Regions from separate parts of the Homo sapiens genome. Here region 2 is linked to region 1. Evidence: chromatin contacts called from ENCODE Hi-C or POLR2A ChIA-PET data. All regions are on one chromosome and are shown on one strand. The core of a region is the stretch at or near the end of the contact, and the rest is flanking DNA. Distances in the headings are between cores, read along the strand shown.

The links. A loop is a pair of places that touch in the nucleus more often than their neighbours do. ChIA-PET counts read pairs that join two places held with the same protein, here RNA polymerase II (POLR2A).
Region 2: a map of PC-9 shows a loop between it and region 1 (6-fold over the local background). The contact joins the promoter of LNCATV here to the enhancer-like site in region 1. A Hi-C loop is called at or near these places in 1 of 168 maps with a recorded cell type or tissue (PC-9). POLR2A ChIA-PET finds 5 or more read pairs at or near these places in 2 of 52 experiments (WTC11 and activated B cell).

Annotation. Positions count from the first base shown.
Region 1 is chr1:234,563,047-234,565,746 of GRCh38, reverse strand. LOC107985465 (a long non-coding RNA gene) reads left to right here. Exons shown (of 3, transcript XR_001737831.2): 3 at 1-1,154. Among named protein-coding and RNA genes, the nearest start is that of LINC01354, 33 kb to the right of the region's middle. Within about 2 kb of position 1,311, at least 10 of the 41 ENCODE cell types and tissues checked have a DNase peak (open chromatin) inside an H3K27ac peak, as active enhancers do; they include PC-9, where a contact is called at or near this core.
Region 2 is chr1:234,962,726-234,965,425 of GRCh38, reverse strand. It overlaps LNCATV (lncRNA negative regulator of antiviral signaling), which reads left to right and starts at 1,427. Exons shown (of 4, transcript NR_125945.1): 1 at 1,427-1,659. RefSeq lists enhancers at 1,779-1,828, 1,849-2,148, 1,462-2,661.

The sequences.
Region 1 (2,700 bases), core at 62-2,561:
ATATTGCTGTTAGTATTAAGATCATACAACAGGTACATAGTAAATGCTGGAGTCTGAACTAAAGCAATGCCCCCTGATGCCTGACCTAAAGTACTTCCTACTACAGTGTGAATTAGAGCAGGTGAGCATTGGAGAGCAGCAGGTAAAACAGTAGTGGAGGTGAGTTAAGCAGGATTATGCTGCTGACATTTCTAGATCCTTGCCAGAGGCCAAGTGTCCAGTGACCTCTTCTTTATTTCTTACTTTATAGTTACTATTATCACCCATTTTATAGAATAGGAAACTGAGGCCTAGAATGATTAACTTGCCAGCAGGGGCACCCACCTAGGAGGCAGTGGAAGCTCTCCTTTAGGACCTTGCTGAGGCATTCGCAGAATAAGCAGGTTCCTTAGTGCTCTGGCTAGACAGGATTAACGCTTGTTTCTTTTGTCATTGCACTTGCCTAGTGGGCTGTCCAGCTCATGGTTGGCACTCAGTCTTTTCAAAGAACAAATGTCAACCATGACAATTGATGAGGAAGAAAGCAGAAAAATGTAGAACTCAGACTCCACCAAGATGTATGTTAGTTGGAAGTTATAGATAAGTTTCCCTCAAATATATAACTGTCACTATAGCCACTATTTTATGAATTAGATGCCTCACTTCCAGGCAAACTTGGAACTGATTTTTGTTGCAAGAATGAACTTAGATCTACCTAAGACTTCACCATTCTCATTTTTTACAATTCAGAAATTTCAAAATAATAAGCGTATGCTAGGTCATCTGTAGACCTGTTTCTCTTTGTTACTCAATCCCACAGTCTGACAGTCTGCTCTGAATTTCTGTAGGCTGTATCATTCTGTACCTGCAGGAGAGCGGTGACTCAGCCTGTGGAATAACTCCCTTTCCCTCATTATGACATGTCACCTTTATTTCATTGCTGTGGCATGTTTCTTGCCCTGTGGCTGAAAAACAAGGCAACCCAGTCAGGAAACCAAAGCAGATTCTCTACTTCTGAGTCAAAGCGTGAGGTCTGCCAATCTAGACCTGGAAGACATGCTCTTACACCTTGCCTAATCCTCCAAGGAAGTTGTTTTTCTCTTCTTCAACCCCATCCCTTCCCTCCCACCAAGCCCCTAAGAAGGCATAACCATGGAGCTATTTTTACCTGAAAAATAAATCCAGGGGACGAGATCTTTTAGGTTGCATTTATCAAAACAGTGAATGTTCAGATTGTTGGCTTATTTAAAAATTAAATATTTGTTTCTGCAAGGATTGATTTATCTGGTGTTGGTAGTACTGGGTTACACACTAGGATTCTATGAGTTACACACTAGGATTCTATGACTACATTGCAGCTGGATTGTCAGGCTGTCTGTGGTCATAGAGACAGCCTGGATAATGAATGAATAGAAATGTCAGGGCTTCGAGATTTTCGAGCCCCCTTTCCTTATCTGGAAATGGGGATTAAAAAATAACTCCTTTTTAGGTTTGTTGTAAATGAGAATATATGTAAAGTACATGTAAGAAGATATCTCTTATCTCTATCAAAGTAATCTTTCCTATTGACTTGCTGTGTAACCCTCACCACGATACTGGTTTCTGCCTTAATTGTCCCAAATGATAAAACAGAGATAATTGTATTTGCCTCTAAATCATGTTTTCAAAAACTTGAACTAATGAAAGTATAAATTAGTATAAATTTTCTGGAGGCAATTTAGTTTTATCTATCAAAAAATTATATATGCATGTATGTGTATATATCTCCTTTAATACAATTTTACTTTAGAAATTTGTTATAAGAAACTAATCAGGTATTATTCATAAGTATGTTAATCATGACATTGTTTATAATATGAACAATTACAACAACCTACAAATCCTACAATAGAAGATTGGTTAGGTAAATTATTATACATCATTATATAAAGGAATATCATTTATGTAGTCAGTAAAAATCATGTTGTAGAAGAATATTTATTTTTAGGGCAAATGTGTGTTTTGTAAACAGCAAACAGCCAAAAGGATACACTGGTATTTTTAATAAATAAGAAATGTACATACATACATAGAAAAAAAACACTGGAAGGCACACACTGAAACATTCATCATAATGCTCTTTGGTTGAAATCCAAGTGACTTTTGCTGTCTTCTTTTATGCTTTTCTGTGTTTTACAAGTTTTCTTTATTTCTCTAATTAGAAAAAAAGATCTTAAAATATGCTGTTAGGCAAATCTCCTTTTCAAATGAGCATTATAGTTTAATCCATTATCTCTACCTTTAAAATGCTTTGGAACTACTTAGACAAAACTTTGTAGGCTGGGCGTGGTGGCTCATGCCTGTAATCCCAGCACTTTGGGAGGCCGGGGCGGGCAGATCACAAGGTCAGGAGTTCAAGACCAGCCTGGCTAACATGGTGAAACACCGTCTCTACTAAAATCACAAAAATTAGCTGAGTGTGGTGGCGTGCACCTGTAATCCCAGCTGCTTGGGAAGCTGAGGCAGGAGAATTGCTTGAACCCCAGAGGCGGAGGTTGCAGTGAGCCAAGATTGTGTCATTGCACTCCAGCCTGGGCAACAAGAGCGAAACTCCATCTCAAAAAAAAAAAAAACAACTTTGTAAATGTAGGCATTGAAACAAAGCTGAGAGGAAACAGCTCAAAATGTTGACAATGCTACCTGCATGTCATGGTTCATAGGTGATTTCATGTTTGCATCTTA
Region 2 (2,700 bases), core at 178-2,677, 400 kb before region 1:
GGCCTGGTGGCACAGGCCTGGGTATGGAGTGTCAGTGGTGGCAGAAGAGGGGAGTCACTGTTTTCTTCATTAGTTAATGCCTCTCCCCTGGAGGGAGGGCAAGAGCTATGGTCTACACAGCCAAAGTGAGAGGGTGGTTGAGCAATTCTCCAGCAAACTCAGGCAAAATCAGGCAAGCATATTTAGGCCTAGAAGTCCTGGTTACCACAGCCTAAAGTGATAGGGACAGAAAGTGAAAGGAACAGAAAACCAGTCTGTATTTGTTTTATGTGAATTTTGGAGCAATGGCTTTTCCAAAGGAGGAAAGAAGAAGTTATTCTTTTTAAAACACAGTTGAAGAAGAGGATGCTTTTCCTATGGACATAGTAGGCCATTTACCAACGAGTTATTAAGATAAAAAATACCTACTGGGCCTGTGTAGGAAGCCTGGAATTCTCTTACTTTATTGTATTTTCCTCTAAGGATATATTGCGTTATTCCACAACAGGCTGGTCATAATCTTTGAGAGATTTACTTCTGAGACTTTTTGGTGTGGCTTCATTCACACTTCACATTTCCTAAGAGAGACAATTTTGGCTACTTTGAAAGAACCCTCCCTCAAACATAAACATCACAGCATCCTGACTTTAGAGTGTCTGTCTCAACATTTCAATGTTAGAAGGTTTATTGGAATGCAGACAAATAAAATAAGATAAATAAAATCTCAGTGTGCTTAAACTGAGAGCAGGTTCTTTTTTGGAAGATGTGCGTGTGTGTGTGTGTGTGTGTGTTGATGAGCTAAGTGTTGATTATAACCCAAAAAGACGGAAAGTGTGAGATTAGATAAGTGTCTGCTAGATCCATTATTGCTGTGTGCATTCTGTGAAATGGGCTTAGAGTTCACTGGTTGTAGCTGCAGGATAAAGTTCACTTGTTGTTTATTCTCAGTCTGATTAGGCCACCATTGAAAACAGAATGTGAACTACTGTCCAGAAGCCCTCTGTGAACTTCAGGTCTGCCTTAGGAGGGACGCTTCCAGCGAGGGAGCGCGTGATGAAGTCTGCAGGCATTGCTGGGGCAACGCTAAGTGGCCGCTGGCCAGGGTAGAAGTTAAACCAGGAGATGGCTGTCAAATGCAGTTGTTAGGTGTGGCACATCTTTCTCAAGCTGCTGAGCTGAGCAGGAAAGAGAGACGTTTGTTTATGGATTTATCTCATCTATAAGACACTCTTATTAGATGAACTCTATATCAGTTCTATGTAGAACTCTGTACCAGTTCTATAAGGCACTCTTTAATCTGAATCTTTTTATTTGCTCAAGAGAAAAATAAGTCTGACTTGCATCCCATTGAAGATTTAGATTGCACTGTTTACATCTTTCACCTGCGCCGCGGTAGCGTCCTCTACCGATGCTATCCTACGTTGATTTTTCCAGCAACCTGGGAAGCAACCTCATAGGTGGTTTGGGATGTCTTTTGGCTGTGCTTAAAAATTTCCAACAGATTTGCTACACATCTTAGGATAAATATGTTTCCTGTGAATTGTGATGATTTCTTACAGTACATTTGCAAGCATGTGTATGCATCTGCAGGAAACATAGCCTGGCTCTGTGAAGGAATACTGCTGTGACCGCAAAACTGTTTCTGTAGAATTTTCTCCGGTGTGGTCATCCTGCCTTCAGGTCAGTGAATAGATGGTGTTTGGACAGCGTCTGGCACAGATACTTTAACCTTAAAGCTTAATGTATAACTGGTATTTTTTCCCCCTTCTGTGTCAGCAATTGGCAACGGGACACTGTAAATAAGGATTCTGGTTTGTAAATGGACGTCTGTTCCTCCAGGGGAGGGGAAGGCTGGAGTAAGCAGTTTTGAAATTCATGCTGCAAGTGATAAGATAATTTGAGTAACCTGTAAGACCTGTGGATTCACAGGTTTCAAAAACAGGAAAGTCTCTTGTTTGAAAACCCTCTAAAGCAACATGTGGGCTTAGAAAAGAAGCCGGCTTGTGGTTTGGTGATTGTACTTCCTTATTGATATAATGGCCGCTGACGCAAGGCCTCCTGGGATTGCAGCGCGGTGACCGCAGGCCTGACGGTTACCCTGACCGGGTTCTGAAACAGCCCGGGGCTTTCAGCACAGATGAGAAGTCTAAAAATTTCCCTTTTCATTTCCTCTCTTGTGTGACTTTGTCATTTTTAAAAAAACTGGTCACAGAAAAGGGAATTTTGCCCATGCTTTTAAGGAGTTTATCTCGACTGAGTAGCTTCCCCGCCACTCCTCTAAAATCCCTCCTCAAAAACCCCAAGTTAAAAAAAAAAAAGATCTATTCTTGTAGATTTTTTTTGTGTGGGTCTATGTTTCATTCATCTGCTTTCAGGCTGGATTTATAACAAGCAGAACTTTTAAAACGGTATGATTTTAAAATAAAATTAAAAAAAAAACACGCTGAGATCTTTCCATAGCTTTGGCTTCTGGGAGTTGAAAGCGCAGGTACGTGCTACATCTTCTGGAAACCTAACCCTCGCACGCCAAGCGGGAGGCTCTTTTGGTCAAATACTCCCAGGACTTATGCTTGAGTTCTGAAATAAGTGAAAGCAGATGCCATTCCTGTGCGACATAGCTAACTGACCGCAGCCCAGAAAGTTCTGTTGGCTAGCTGTGTGGGGGCTGTCTTAAGCCCTGAAAACATTCTGCATCAGAACTCAGCTTCAGAAAGGGGTTCC